Regions from separate parts of the Homo sapiens genome. Here region 1 is linked to region 2. The links are chromatin loops, found by intact Hi-C in ENCODE. Cell type or tissue: B cell. All regions are shown on one strand.

Region 1 (8,000 bases), 53 kb before region 2:
CTTTTCCTTCTTCCTCATCCCCATTTTATATTGCCACAGAGACTATGTATAGTCCCTGGCACAGTTCCTGGCCTTTGTAAATTGCTGAAGGCCAATTCCAGCACCAAACCCAAGGGACCCCCTTCTCACCACCTCTCCTTCATCTTCAAAAGTTATCTCTGGATTTAATCAACTGGCTGGATTCTCCTGAATCACAGAACCAAATGGCACACATTCACAGAAACATCCTATGATAAAAATAATAGACATTTCTACATGAGATGGTTCTTAAAGGTTAGTTAGGCCAAGGGCAGACAGGTCTTATGCACAGCCTGTGAGCTGGCAATCATCCTGCAGAATGCTGTTAGAATTTCCTCTTCTTGAAAAAGAGAAACAAAATTCTTCTTAATTACTTTTAGAACTGAATTAGTAAATGTTTGGTCTAAAACGTACTGGTAACCAAATTTTGGTCACTATGCCCTGACCAGTATTTCAACTTCTACCATTACTACACTTGTCTCATTGGATAAAATAAAGCAGGTGTGCTAATTCTTCCTCTAATCTCTGAAGAGTACATAAGCCACCAATTCTGACATGATGACCTTGGGGTACAGGGAAGGACCAGGGACAGGCCTGCTTCTGAGGGACAAGAGCAGGAGGGCACTGTGGCACCAGTCCTGCCAGGCCCAGAGCTGCCACAGCTTACCTCCTGCTTTGTAACCCAATGCAACCCGATGTCCTCAGAGGAATATGCAAGCCACCAAAACTGGGGGCCCAGTGGTAGATGAGTGATGACCTAAGAGAGGCTGTTACTCTAACTACGATCTATCTTAAGCTGGAATGGCCAAAAGATGAGACAAGGCCGGGCGCGGTGGCTCACGCCTATAACCCCAGCACTCTGGGAGGCCAAGGCAGGCGGATCACCTGAGGTCAGGAGTTTGAGATCAGCCTGGCCAACAAGGCAAAACTCTGTCTCTACTAAAAAATACAAAAATTAGCCAGGCATGGTGTCAGCCACCTGTAATCCCAGCTACTCAGGAAGCTGAGGCAGGGAGAACTGCTTGAACCCGGGAGGCAGAAGTTGCAGTGAGTTGAGATCGTGCCACTGCACTCCAGCCTGGGCGACAGAGTGAGACTCCGTCTCAAAAATAAATAAATAATAAATAAAAATAAATAAAAAACAAAAGAGATAATAGAATAGCCTACGCTCAGCCCAGAGGTGGAAAGAAAGCAGGATTGACAGTGGCATGTGCCCATCTCTCTCTTTTGTTTTTTTTCCTCTCAATGCCAAATAACTAGGCCTCTCTTTCATGTTTAATCATAATAAACTGGGTTGAAATATGCAGGTGAGACAAAGGAGAAATAAAATAAGGTATCAGAAAATTATTCAATGTCACCCAGCAGCCATTCCACATCAGCTTTCTAGTATTTTATATTTATAAACTTTTAATTCTTATTCAATCAATAAATAACTATTTAGTCCTTTCTATGTGCCAGCATTGTTCTAAAAACTGGATTTATCAGTGAATAAAAGAGAAAAAGTCCTGCATTCACAGAGCATACATTTCTAGTGGAAGGACACAGAGAAGCAAAAACTAATAAATGAGTACATTATACCGTATGTTACAAGGTAATACATGCTACAGGGAAAAACTCAGCAGCATAACTGGGCTCAGCAGTGCAGGGGGCTGGGGTAATATCCAGGCTTAAATACGGTGGTCAGGTGATAGTGTTGAGGTGATAGTGAGTGAGTACTCAAAGGAGGTGAGGCAGGGAACCATATGTTATTTGGGGGGAATAACCTTCCAGTGCAAAGAATTGAAAATGGATCACATTTCTACTACATCTAAGAATTCTTTGCCTAATCCTAAGTCACCTTAAAAAGTTTCACATGTCGGCCAGGTGCAGTGGCTCATGCCTGTAATCCTGGCACTTTGGGAGGCCAAGGCAGGTAGACCACTTGAGCCTCAGAAGTTTGAGACCAGCTGGCAGCTGGGCAACACGGCAAAACCCTGTCTCTACAAAAAAAAAAAAAAAGGGAAATTAGCCAGGCATGGTGGTGCACACCTGTAGTCCTCGCTACTTGGGAGGCTGAGGTTGGAGAATCACCTGAGTCCAGGTGGTGGAGGCTGCAGTGAACCGTGATCATGCCATTGCACTCCAGCCTGAGTGACAGAGTAAGACCCTGTCTCAAAAAAAAAAAAAAAAAGTTTTACATTTTATATTTAGATCTATGATCCATTCTGAGTTAATTGGCATAAGGTGTGAGGTTTCAGTCAAGGTTTATGTTTTTGGTTATTGATGTCCAGTTGTTCCAGAATTATGTGCTGAAAAGGCTATCCTTCCTCTATCGACTTGCTTTTCCATCTCTGTCAACAATGAGGTGGAAATCTTTGTGCGAGTCTATCTCTGGCCTCTCTATTCTGCTACATGGACATACGTATGTGTCCCTCTGCCAGAACTACACTTTCCTGACAACTGCAGCCATATCCTAAGTCTTAAAATGGGGCAGTGTAATCAGCCCTTGAAGGGTTTAAACAGAGTATACGGACTGACCCCATCTGACTTTAAAATGTCACTCTATTATGGTGAGAATATGCTGTCGGGGGCAGGAGGGGACCACGCGAGAGAAGATGGAGGCTCCAACCAGGGGAGCAGCAGTAGACATGGTAAAAAATTGGTGAGATTCTGACATTATGAAAGTTAGGCCCACAGAATGTCCTGGTGGACTGGATGTGGGTATGAGAGCAAGAGAAGAGAGGAGCACAACCCCCAGGCTTTTGGCCTGAGCAGCTGGGAGAATGGAACTGCCATCTGCTGAGATGGGGACATGCAGAGGGAGCAGGTGTGTTTCCCACGTTAGGGTGAGAAGCCTACTGGACATCTAACTGTGATGTAGCCTCAGGGATACAAGAGCCAGTTCAGGACAGAGGTCTTTCTGGCCAGGATGTGACAATCCAGGATTCATTAGCACATTAAAGCCATGCTACTGTGTGAGCCTGCCAAAGCGGAAAAGCCCAGGCCCCAGGGGGGCCCTCCAATAAGGAGGTCGGACAGAAGAGAAGTGGGAAAAGGAGACAGGAGGTGGAGGGAGGAGGGAACCAGGAGAGGATGGCAACCCAGGAGGGTGAGCATCTATGTCAGAGTCTGCTGAGCCACTGTGTTGGAGAACTGAGAGCTGACACAAGGCACCCTGGGAGACCTTGGCAAGAGAAGCTGTGGTGAACAGGTGTGGTTTAAAAGGGAATGGAGGAGGTGGATTGGAGACCAGGCTTAACAACCCTTTCAGAGGCTTCTACTATTCAGGGGAGCAGAAAAATGAGGAAATCCTGGAGGGGGCAGAAGAGTCAAGGGAGGCTGTGTGTGTGTGTGTGTGTGTGTGTATGTGTGTGTTTCAGGGGAGAAGGGAATATGTGTGTTTTTGCAGGAGAGGAGGGTGTGTGTGTGTGTGTGTGTGTTTTGCAGGAAAGGAGAAAACAGCAGGAACACTGATGAGAATAACCCAGCAGGGTGTGGCCTGGAGGGGCCTGGTTTATACTGGGGAACATCGGGTGGCTTAGGGAATGTCTGTGAGTGGGAAGGGGAACAGGATCTCAGGCACAGGTGGAGGCCCGGGCTCTGGGCAGGAAGAGACTGGAAAATGCAGACCAAAGTGCTCCCCTCACCTTTAATTCTCCTCTTCCCTTCTACTGACTGCCTGGGAGCCTCCCTCGATGCCATTCTTGTGTTCCATGCTCTGAGACTATGTCACAATCCAGACTTTCACAATACAGTCCCACTAGTTTCTAACTGTGCAATCCTCAGGGACAAAATCCCAGGCCAAGGCCTACAGAGTAAGAAGAGATCACACTAGCATGTGCCGTGTGTGGAAAAAGGGGGTAAAATAAGATAGTCACAGAGCAGGGACTTGTGTCTGTTTCTCCACCAGGCTCTCCTCTTCCATCCTGGGAAGTTACTTTCTGGCACCGGACAAGGGCCACAGAGTAAGAAGGGATCACACTAGTATGCACTGTGTATGGAAAAAGGGGGAAAAAAATAAGATAGTCACAGAGCAGGGGCTCGTATCTGTTCCTCCACCAGGCTCTCCTCTTCCATCCCCGGAAGAGTGACTTCCTGGCACCGGACATGGGCCAGGTGCACAGCAGGCGGGCAGGCAGGAGCCCTCATCGCGTGGAAAAAGCAGCATATCACAGCCGGGAGGGTCTAACTGCTAGCAGAGGCACAAAACGGGATGGGACACCATGCTGAGACCTGAACAGGGCCAAGCCTGACACAGGGGAAACCAGGGCAAAGGTTTCAAGGTAAAAACAAGTTTGGCTTGTTTGAGAAACAAAGAGAAAGGGTCAATGTGATCAGGTGTGGGCATTAGCAGGGAGGACACAGTGTTATTTGCTGAGGTGGGGGAGGTAGGTAAGGACCAGATCATTCAGAGCTTTCCAAACCAGGGCAAAGAGATACAATTTTATTCTAAATGCAACAGGAAGCCATTGAAAGGAACTGAACAGAAAAAGGACAATCTGTTTCCAAAAGATCAAGTTTTTTTTGTGTGCTTCTCCTAGAAATCACACTTTTCAATGCCATAAATAGCATTTATTACTCAAGCTGAAAACTCATAAAACCACCACCCATTTGATGGAACCAATGAAATCCTGAGAACTGACTGCCCAGTGGCCACCATGAGAGGTGGCAAAGATACAAGAGAGGCCACACCAGGGCATCTGCTCTCAGCTTGGAGGAGAAAGATATTCTAACCACCCTGCAACCAACCTCGTGGCACATGCAGAGGGGATATGGACCCGGAAGGGGAGGGCGAGAGATGAGCGGGACCCACTGAGGGATTTATCAGAGCAGGAACCTCCTCGGATTTCCATTTAAACAATCCTTCCCAGGGCAGTCATTTAAGATGCCTTTCACCAAACAACACATGCCTCCTCACACATACCCACTACACGTGCAAACAATCTCTTTCCGAACCAAAACCACACCGATGATTCAGCCCCTGCCAGGTGAGAGCAGCATCTGGGTCACAAACAAACTGAGGCCGTGAAGACTCCACCCCGACTCCCTCTATTTAAAAATTCCTCTACAAGAAACAGGAATGGCTGTTTCCTTCACCTCCTAGAAGGCAACATAGTAAACTGACAACAGATGGAAAGAAAGGCATATTTTTGTCCATTAACTTTCCAAGGGTTTTGGCTTTGTTCAGATATTTGCATCACAAATTCCCTTTGCTTTCTCCCTGGTTCCTCCAGAGAACTCTCCAGTGATCAAGGTCTCCAGCAAATGACAGCAACTCTGTATCAGTGGGATGCACTTTTGCTTTTAAAGCTACGCTAGGTTCTCATCAATACTCCTTGGATCTCAAGCCTCAGCAACAGACTCAGCACTGAAGACACTGGGTCGCAGCGCCCGCAGCCTGGACTGAAGCCCTGGCTTTGCTCCTTATCGTCTGTGGGACTTGCTGAGCAAGCTGCAAAATCTCCCTAAGACATACCGTCTTACCTTTAAAAGGGAGGACACAATCACCACTGACCCCATAGGGTTGTTTTGAAGATTAAAAGCACAGGCCGGGCGCAGTGGCTCACACCTGTAATCTTAGCACTTTGGGAGGCCGAGGCGAGTGGATCACTTGAGGTCAGGGGTTTGAGACCAACCTGACCAACATGGTGAAACCTCATCTCTAATGAAAATACAAAATTAGTCAGCCTGGTGGTGCATGCCTGTAATCCCAGCTACTTGGGAGGCTGAGGCAAGAGAATCGCTTGAACTTGGGAGGTGGAAGGTTGCAGTGAGCCGAGATTGCACCATTGCACTCCAGCCTGGGCAACAACAGTGAAACTCCATCTCCAAAAAAAAAAAAAAAAAAAAGAGAGATTAAAAGCACAAACGCAAAGAAGGTTTTATGTGCAAAAAGCACTTGGCACACTCCCTAGCACATACTGAATGTCCATAAACATTCAGCCAACGTCCACTGCTATCACTTTTCTTATTAGCTCACTAGGGATTGTTGGGGAGGGGAGGATTAAAGAATAGCATTTACTTGGGGACGATTAATGAATGGCATTTACTTAATTAACACTTTCTGAGGAAGACGAGGGAAAGAAGTCTGGATATATTTTGTGACCTGGCTAATTCTGGACACAGCTGCACAAAGCTTAATGAATAGGTCTGCCAAGAACAAACAATAGCAGGCAGTGAAAGAAACAAGCTGCAAACTGACACTCCCCAGGCCCTCAACTACAGAAGAGTTCAAGTGATTCCATTTCAGACAGGCTCCCGTGCCCACCAGCCAGGCAGAGAGGACCCTTAACTGAGCCTAGAGGCTGTTAATCACCCCATCCCTTCCCTTAGGTCCACATCCCTTATCCCTCGCCCCCTCCAGAGCCTCCCCAGCGTCAGTGCTGGTTCAGATGCCATCATTTTGGCATGGGCCTGCTAGAGACAGAATTCTACGGATGTAAGAAAGTAACTTCTTGCCATCATCCACAGAGCCGTCAGCTCTAAGCCAACAGGCAGCACAGGCCAGATTCTATTCAACAGCAAGAACGGAGCTGTCCCCACCCAATCTTCAGCTCACCCTCCCGGTCCCCATGTTGGAACTCAGTAAAAGGCACAGATACCCAGTTACTATATACACTCAAGACTATGTTCCCAAGAAAACTAGGTCCAAGGGTAATAGGAAAGGAAGCACACTTGATTAAAATGTTCTGTTTTTCAGAATTAAGGGCAATGAATTTCAACACCCATACTCTGTTCCTCTATCCCCAAGCCTTGGAAAGCACTGGTCTATGCAATGTAGGCAGCCATGTTCAAAGGAAAATAACAAAGAGCAAGTCCCTACAACAAAACCTGCTAGAAAGGACACTCTTGAGACTCCAGAAATGGCTCTGAGCCTGCTACTCAGTTTCCCATGTAGTCAGCTGCTGCCTCCGGTCACTTTTCTGATGCTTTGAGCCTTCAGACAATGAAATTCTTTCATAGAATAGACAAGGTATTACTTGCCACAGCTTCACTTTTAAGAGAATTTATAAGCTAAAGGGGATAAAAAATTATTCCATACATTTCCCTTTTTAACAGAAGTACACAGCCAAATTCAGGAAGGGAGGTGAATGAGGCGCAACCAAGTTCCTCCACTCCTAAGAACCGAGAAATGCACACACTGGTGTGCCACCCCAGGGTGCTCTGGTAACATCCATCAAAATTTAGAGTGGCTCATGCCTGTAATCCCAGCACTCTGGGAGGCCAAAGGGGGCAGATCACTTGAGCCTAGGAGTTCGAGACCAGCCTGGGCAACAAGAGACTACATTTCTACAAAAAATACAAAAATTAGCTGGGCATGGTGGCTCATGCCTGTGGTCCCAGCTATTCCAGAGGGAGGACTGGTTGAGCCCAGGAGGTCAAGGCTGCAGTGAGCTGAGATCACACCACGGCCTGGGCAACACAGCAAGACCCCATCTCAAAAAAAAAAAAAAAAAAAAAAGTAGAAGTGTACATCCTTTCACCCAAGAATCCCACTTACAAAGATCTACCATAAGGAGGTAATTGCAGGTGGGAACCTAAAAACATGGAAGGAAAGAGGATTCCGTATATTAGGATCCCTCTATACAATAAGGAGGCAGCCTGGGAACAGGAGTTACTGAAATTCAGGACTGGTCCCTCAACACCTAGTTTAGTGGGGAAAAAGGGAGATTACAGAGCAGCATGCAGAGCACATTTCCATGGATGTAAAGCACATCCACGAGCAAGGTGTTGTAGTAGTGAGTGTGCAAACTGCTCAAGCTGGCCACCTTCGGGGAGCAGAGCTCCAGGCAGCTTTGAGTTTCTTCTTTGCAGTTTTCCACACTGTCCACTTCCTTAACATGATCATGTATTATTTTCCCCTTACACAATAAAGTTGTATGTTTAAAAGCTCCTGAAATGGGATGATTTCCAATCTTGCAAAGCACACATTCCTGAACAATTATATTTCATGTGAATATTTGTATTTTGAGTCATTTTGTTTACTAGTTAACACTATAATT
Region 2 (8,000 bases):
CTGTCTTCTTAGTAGAAGGATATGTCTTTTATTTTGTGGATTCCCATAGCACCTAGCATAGAACCTTACACACTAGTGTCACTCAATGTTATTGTCTTTCCTCTAGGCCAGTAGTTCTCAATGGAAGCGGTTGAGGGCAGGGAAATGAATGATTGGCTCCTTATGAGAAATTTGGCAATGTCTAGAGACAATTTTGGTTATCACAGTGGAGGAAGGATGGTGTTGCTACTGACATCTAGTGGGTAGAGGCCAGAGAAGGGATGCTAATGAATATCTTCCCCTGCACAGGACAGCCATCTTATCCCCACCCACAGAATTATCCAGCCCAAAGTGTCAATAGTGTGGAGGTTGAGAAACCCCAGGCATAGAACAAATGATGCTTTCTTTGCTTAGAATGCCCCTCTGATTGGCTATACGTGTCCTGCTCATCATTTAAGGGCCAACTCAAATGCTACTCCTCTATTCATTTATTTCCATTTAATTCTTTGATTACCTCTTATGTGGATAAGTAACAAAGGACAATGGATAAGTTCAAGATGAATAGGATCTACTTTTCTGCCCTGGAGAATCACTTAAGCCAGTAGGGAAGATGACCTGCATATAAATAACTGGAATGGGTAACATGACATGTATATCTTGGACTGATGAGGAACCTTCCCAAGGTTCCAAACCGTGTGTGATCTCCCACCCTCATTTAAACCCTCATACTCTCCTGTACCAAACTGTCTTTGTTTTCTGTCGCTTAGAATACCTGAAATTGGGTAATTTGTAAAGAAAATGAATTTATTTATTAAAGTTATAGAGGCCATGTCTGGTGAGGACCTTCTTGCTTTCAGGGTCTCTCTGCTGAGTCCTGAGGTGGCACAAGGCATCACATAGCAAGAGGGCAGGGTGTGGAAGCTGAGGTCTCTCTTCCTTTTATAAAGCCATGAGTCCTACTCCCATGATAAACCATTAATTCATTAACCTTCTAATCCACTAATCCATGAATGGATTAATCCATTCATGAGGGCAAAGCCCTCATCACTCAATCACCTGTTAAAGGCTCCACATTGGCTCAGCACGGTGGCTCACACCTGTAATCCCAGCACTTTGGGAGGCCGAAGTGGGTGGATCACGAGGTTAGGAGTATAAGACCAGCCTGGCCAAAATGGTGTAACCCTGTCTCTACTAAAAATACAAACATTAGCTGGGCATGGTGGTGCATTCCTGTAATCCCAGCTACTCGGGAGGCTGGGGCAGGAGAGTTGCTAGAACTGAGACCCAGGAGGCAGAGGTAGCAGTGAGCCAAGATCATGCCACTGCACTCCAGTCTGGGCTACAGAAGAGCAAGACTCCATCTTAGAGGGGAAAAAAAAAAAAAAGGCTCCATCTCTCAATACTGCCACATTGGGGATTAAATTCCAAAATGAGTTTTGGAGGGGACAGATAGTCAAATTGTAGTTTATACTCACATGCTTATTTCTATTTTTATACCTCTGATTTCCTTATAAGAAGCATCATGAAGACTAATATTGTGGCTTATTCAACTTTGAATTTTCTACAGATGATACTTCTGTGTTCTACACCTCAGTTTGAACCAATTTAGAGATTGACAGAGGAGTAAGACATAAATAGAGATCAGAATGTCACTTGTATTACTTGGGTGAGATTATAATTTATCCTCAAAATAGGATGCTTCTGAGAGTGAAAGTGGCACTAACCTGATGAGATACTGGCCCAACATGCATGAACTGGGATATATAGTCATGCTGTTCATTACTGGAAAGGAAAAACAGCTCTTGGAGGACATGGTTTATCTGAACCTTAGAATTAGGCAGACTTACCCACCCACTTATTGCAGTAGTGGAAAAACCTTAGGCCTCCCTTGGGAGACCAGGCACTCGTTCTGATATGACAAACAGAATGCAGAACACCACTCTCTGCCAGCAGGCCAACTCCCAAGAGGAAGGGGAGGAGGTGAGCCAGCATGCCTGGTTATTCATCCCAATTTTACCATCTGTATTAGTCCATTCTCATGCTGCTCTGAAGAAATACCTAAGACTAGATAATTTATAAAGGAAAGAGGTTTAATTGACTCACAGTTCCTCATGACTGGGAAGGCCTTAGGAAATTTACAGTCATGGTGGAAGGGGAAGCAAGCATGTCCTTCTTCACAAGGTGGCAGGAGAGAAAAGTGCAGAGCAAAGGGGGAAAGGCCCTTTATAAAACCATCAGATCTCGTGAGAACACACTATCACAAGAACTGCATGAGGGTAACTGCCCCCATGAGTAAATTACCTCCCACTGGGTCCCTCCCACAACATGTGGGGATTATGGAAACTACAGTTCAAGATGAGATTTGGGTGGCAGTGCAGCCAAACCATATCACCATCCATATGCCCTAGGGAGGAATGAATGACAGAGCAGAATGATTCCAGGAATATGTGTTAGTAGAGCTTTCTGGGCATGGAAGGAAACACCAAAAATTGGGCAATAACATTCCTCTCCTCTATTCAACATTATACACTCAACATGTACTTGTTAAATTAAATCAATTCTCTAAATTATGATTGTTCATCAGCTTCTCTGAATCTCACTTTTACTTATGTTTTTGATATGATGTCTTACACATTCTGACTGCTACAAAAATTAGTTTCATATATACCTATGTTCCCACTAAATTGTAAAATTTTTGAGATTCTAGGTCCTGTGTTATTCATTTTTATTCCCCATGGAGCCTAAAAGATAATTGCATTTAATTTTCCTTTTATTAAAATCTGGCATTGGTTATGTTAACCAAAAAGTGACTGAGGCAGATCTCAGTTGACTCAGGTTTATTTTGCCAAGGTTGATGACATGCCCAGGGAAAAGAAATACAAGTTACAATAGGATCTGTGCCCCATGCTTTTTCCAAACAGGGTTTTGAGGACTTCAGTATTTAAAGGGGAAAGAACAAGCAGAAGGGGAAAGAGGAAGGGGAGAAAAGAGGAGGAGGGTAGGCAATGAGGCAAATGGTTACATTCTTGTGAGGCTTTGATTACAGCTGAGTGAATCTACATTATACACATGAAAAGGGGTAGCAGAAAAGTCAATTATGCATTTCTCTCACTCAGTAAATCTACATTTACAGTAATAAACTGAAACTAAGCTGTCTGGGAATGAAAGGAAGGCAGGGGTTTTTTGTTTGTTTTTTGTTTTTGTGTGATTCAGTTACCAAGCTTAATGTTCCCTTTGGCATAGTGAGTTTGGGGTTCTGAGATTCTGGTTTTTTTCTTTCATAGTTATTAGGTCAGGTTGTGGGGAGGGGAGAAATAAGGATGAAGAGGTGAGAAGGAGGATGTTTCTGGTTTCTCTTCCCTCCAGTTTATTTTGTTTGCTTTCATTTCCCCTTTCAAAAATCTACCATGGCCTCCATTGACTATAAGATGAAATCTCAGCTGTTTACTATGATATACAAGGTCTTCAGCAAACTGATCCAAACCAATCTTACTTATAGCCTCATCTCCCATTACTGCTCTCCAAGTAGCCAGACTATGAATTGTTTCTCAAAGATAGTATGGTCTTTCATCCTTCCATGTCTTTGATCTCACAGTTGTCTAAGCCTGTAATTCCCTTTCTTCTGCTCATCTTTCAAGGCTTATCTCAGACATCACCCCTTTGAAGAATTCCCCAGCTCCTAAGTCTCATCTCTCTTGGTGCTCTCTACCTTGTTTATCACATATTATCTATGCAAATGTCTCATTCAACTGAGAAGTCCTAGAGGGAAGGTCTGTGTCTTATTAATCTTTCTATCATAGGAGCCTACTCTAGTGCCTGTCACTCACTTTAGTAAAGATTTATGGAATGAATGGAGCATTGACTGGAGTGAAAGACTAATTTATTTTTTGAACTAGGTGACTTTTGTTTCTAAATTCTTTTTTAATTCCTCTGGGCTAGAGATTGGAGTAGTTTTCTAAATCCTGACCTTTGACCCTATTTAGACAAATTTTGAAGCAGTTTATTATAATTCATTATGAAAAATGGGATTTCAGCCCTTATCTTTACAATTTAAATAGAGATAAAAAAATTTAAGAGGTAATTGAAACAGTAATTTACTCATTTCTCAAATTTTGGACTGTGCTAAACTTTAAAATAATGCTTTCCTGGAAGTAATTAAATGTTTCTTAAAGGAATTTATATGCACAAGTTGCCATTTTACTGTTTGGTGCATTGAGATTATAATTGAATCCACAGTTACATGAGGGATATATTTCAGAAAAGCATTATGTAATATTAAACTGTTTGCTTTGAAATTTAATTATATGGAAAATTTGGGAAATGAGTGCCTCGAAACAAATTTCTATTTATTTCGTAGATGGATATTTACTGGGTACTACTATGTATATATGCCAAGTGCTGATGGAAAACACCTTTTCCTCCCAGAATGTTTTATCTAGGTCAGAAGAAAGAAGAGCATGCACACATAAAACTTACCAGAAGAAGGGAACATTTACTGAGTACTGGTTAATATTCACATACCCAGAAAATTCAGTGTAGGCCTAGAATCACATTAAAATTCTCAGATCGGCACTTACTGGCAGTGCCTCTTTGGCATGTTAGTTAATCTCGCAGAATCTCCATTTTTCTTATAAATTGGAGATAATGATATCCCTTCTAGGGTTGTAAGGAGGTTATGGTGTAAAGTACATTAAGGGCCTAGCATAGTACCTGGCAGTAGAGGTTAAAAAATGATAGCTATTGTTATTATTTTATAAATAAGTAAATTAAGACACAAAGCAGTTAAGTAAGTTGCTCTGGATCATAAAGGTAGTAAGAGATTCAGGATCTGAGTTTGTCCTTCAACTCTGTCCTTTCTGCTGTACCATGCTTCCTTCACCTAGCCTTAGGTTTTTTGGTTCAAATTTGTATGTCCCATAGAGCCTTACAGAAATAGAAACCTAATATATGTTAAATAAAAATACATTAAAAAACAATGTTTGTTAATGGAGTATCAAAATTTGTGTTATAGGAACTATGTTACTTGAGGAATTAAGAGAAAAAGAAAATGTCTGAGGGAATCATATGTGAAATCTTTGAAACACTTATAATATTTTTCACACTTTTCTTCTTGAAATAATCTCCTCTCTTGATTTATCTGAAACTGATTTTTCTAGAATCTCCTGGAATTCATTTATCTTCATTCATTTATCATTTTAAATGTTGCTGTTTCTTAGGGTTCCATTTTCAGCCCTCTTTTCCTTAGCAGGCTTACCCATTTCAGTAGCTTCAGCCTATACACCAGTACCTCCCAAATATTCTTGTATAGTTGTAACTTTTCTGTCATCTCTTGGATACTTTCAAATGAATGTACTAATGGCAGTCAGACCCAATTATGTCTAAAACTGAATGTATTTATGTGTCACCTTCCTCAACCCCAAATCTGTTCCCCCTGTGTAATTATTCTTTTCATTAGTGGCATCAGCAGTCAATAATTTACCTACCTAAATACTTCAGAGTTATCCTTGGCTTTCCCTCTTTCTCACTTTCTCTTTCCAGTTAGTCTTTAATAGCCTACTGTGGTCTCTGAAATGGACTCCTCTCTGCCTCCATTTATGTTGCTCTAATTCAGACTCTCTTTTTTTACTTGAACTATTAAACCAGTCTCCATATGGGCCTGTTTCCAGCCTTTCTCCTTCAAGTTTATTATCTAATTTTTCCTTACAATGTCAACAGAGTTCACTTTCTAAAACAAAGGTCCCCAGCCTAAATATCTTTAGTATTTCAACATTGCCTAGAGAAAATTAAGTCTAAATTGTTCAGATTGGCGTTATAAGGAGAAAATAATATTTATTGAATACCTGCTTTTCAGTATGGTTTTAGTCATCATATAAGGGCACTTTATAAATATTTGCTAAATAAAGAAATACAAAGGGTTAGCATTCGCAGTCTCTTGGAGTATATGGTGAACAGCTGGGTGGTTTGCCAGTCTTTAATCTGTGTTGAGAAAGACCAATGTAAACAATAAGTACTGGTACTTACTGAGGTCCCTGCAGCAATCGACTTGAGTCTCTGAATACTGTAGAAAGTACCCAGAGGATGTATACTCAAGCTATATAAGTAGGTGTATGTGGGAACCCATAAACTTTAAACATTTGAACCTGATACCTACCTTCTGTGAATTCAATTTTAAGTTCTGTTTTCTCTCAGTTTAGTCCTCCCTCTGCAACCAGTCTTTTCTGACATTCATAACCATGCCTCCTCTAACCATGTTTTTATCACACATTTCAGGCAACTGATCTCTTAAGCACAGTACATCACAGTGCAAGATTTATCTCTTGTGCACAGGAAAATATGTGTCCTTATTCATTCTGCGTGTCCTTGCTCTTTTACCTCACAACGTAACTAGCATATCTTATCTTCCTCTTCCTGCATTCATGTTTTCTGCTCTTCCCTGCTCCTCCATTTCCATTAGTCTTAATGAATGACATAGGAACTCAGAGAAGGATCAGTCACTGGACATGGAGAAGATGGGTCTAGATCCAGGCATTAGGACCTTATTGGTAGGAGTCCAGGCAATAAAAAGTTGTCCAGTTTAGTTGGACTTCCTTGAAAAGTAGTAGGCAGCGAAGTTAGAACATTGTTTCCCAAAAGATGTTAGGTGGTTGGTTAAGAATGGGGTAAGGGTTTATGAATCATTCTGTCTAATGTTAATATAGTGTCCTTTCACCCATTAATACTTTATTTTTTCACCCTCCTTGAGGTCTCTTTATATCTTTGGCTAACTGGAACAGTGCCTCTCAGGGAGATTTTCCAGGGTAAGAGAGCTGTAATTGGCAAACTCTTGTAGGTTAAATACAAGCCAAAATGCCCTACAGGGAGGACACTTGAGGAACAGGGAAGAAAGTGTTCTAGGAAGCTGGGAGGGGTATAAAAGGAGACTGGAGCATTGGCTCTGTCTTTTCTCCTCCAAAAGACCAGATGGAGGTATAATTCCCTTACTCATCCTCCATTTAAAAAAACAATTGAGGTTAAAAGCTATTATTTTAAAATATGAACACCTTCCTTTGGAAGAGATTCAACTTCCTGCAAATTAACATAATTAAAAAAACCACCTGAAAACCAACTAAAATCACTGCAAAATAGGAGTTTGGGCTTGGATGGTAAGAGGGAAAGCATGAAATACTTCATATATTGTATAAAGGAGAAGCAGGGTGAGCTGCAACTTTGACTACTTATGTAAAGTGGTTATGCATGATTCAATGTAACTTAAGTCTTTAAATCTACTTTATAACCTACTGTGTGTGTGTAACAAATATGTATCTTTTAAAATGTTTCCTTTTTTGCCAAATGATTTGAGGACTTACAAATCTTATTTCTATTAAAAGCTAAAAGAGTTTGAGATTTCCCAGAGTATTATAAAGGATTTTCATGCTAACAAGCATGCTGTCATTGAGAGACATTCCATTTTAAGCAACTGGTGCTACGTTTTGCCAAGGTGAGATTTCAATTTGTAATATCTAGGGTGGGTTCAAAATATGGTGGTTTCCCTTATTTTGCTTTCTTAACATTGATATGTGTAAAAGTATAAACTATTTTGGTGAATTTTAAAATACTGAATTATGACTTCACAAAGGTATTGAAACAATATTGTCATATTTACAAAAGCCATGAATTTTCTTTATCAAATTAATAATTTTATTATATATTCACATCTTATTAGATCTAGTTTCAAAAAAGGTAATATTTCTAAATTTCTCATTATAAAATGAAAACTATCAAAATAATATTAATAAAACCTCATAAACTTATATCTAATAATGATTCATTATAATTTGATATGAGCTGAGTTTTGAGTTTGTACTATTTTCAGGAAAAAATAATTTGTTACTAGTATAAGCAGGACTATTGGGATAAAATTTTAAATTGCTTAGGAAAAAGAACTTCAGTAGCATACACATAATAATTCAATCATTGAAGCTGGGAGGAGGTAGGTAGAAAACATAGGTTTGACTCTCTTTACAGACTTTTCCCTAAAGTCT

Evidence for each region. Hi-C counts contacts between places; a loop is a spot of excess contacts. Peaks named below come from ENCODE experiments on the same cell type or tissue, not always from the same donor. Only the 100,000 strongest peaks of a DNase experiment are listed, where the experiment ranks them.
Region 1: a loop joins it to region 2, with 5 times the contacts of the local background. A loop is called at or near these places in 7 of 110 quality-filtered maps.

What each region holds. Positions count from the first base shown.
Region 1 is chr18:74,278,407-74,286,406 of GRCh38, forward strand. All of the region lies in intron 1 of CYB5A (cytochrome b5 type A), which reads right to left. Among named protein-coding and RNA genes, the nearest start is that of CYB5A, 9.6 kb to the right of the region's middle. RefSeq lists enhancers at 2,673-3,200, 7,479-7,648. In B cell, no CTCF peak of the experiment used is centred here; no DNase peak of the experiment used is centred here.
Region 2 is chr18:74,331,369-74,339,368 of GRCh38, forward strand. C18orf63 (chromosome 18 open reading frame 63) reads left to right here. Exons shown (of 14, transcript NM_001174123.2): 8 at 7,347-7,456. Among named protein-coding and RNA genes, the nearest start is that of C18orf63, 20 kb to the left of the region's middle. In B cell, no CTCF peak of the experiment used is centred here; a DNase peak (open chromatin) is centred at 3,333; H3K27ac peaks cover 2,841 bases.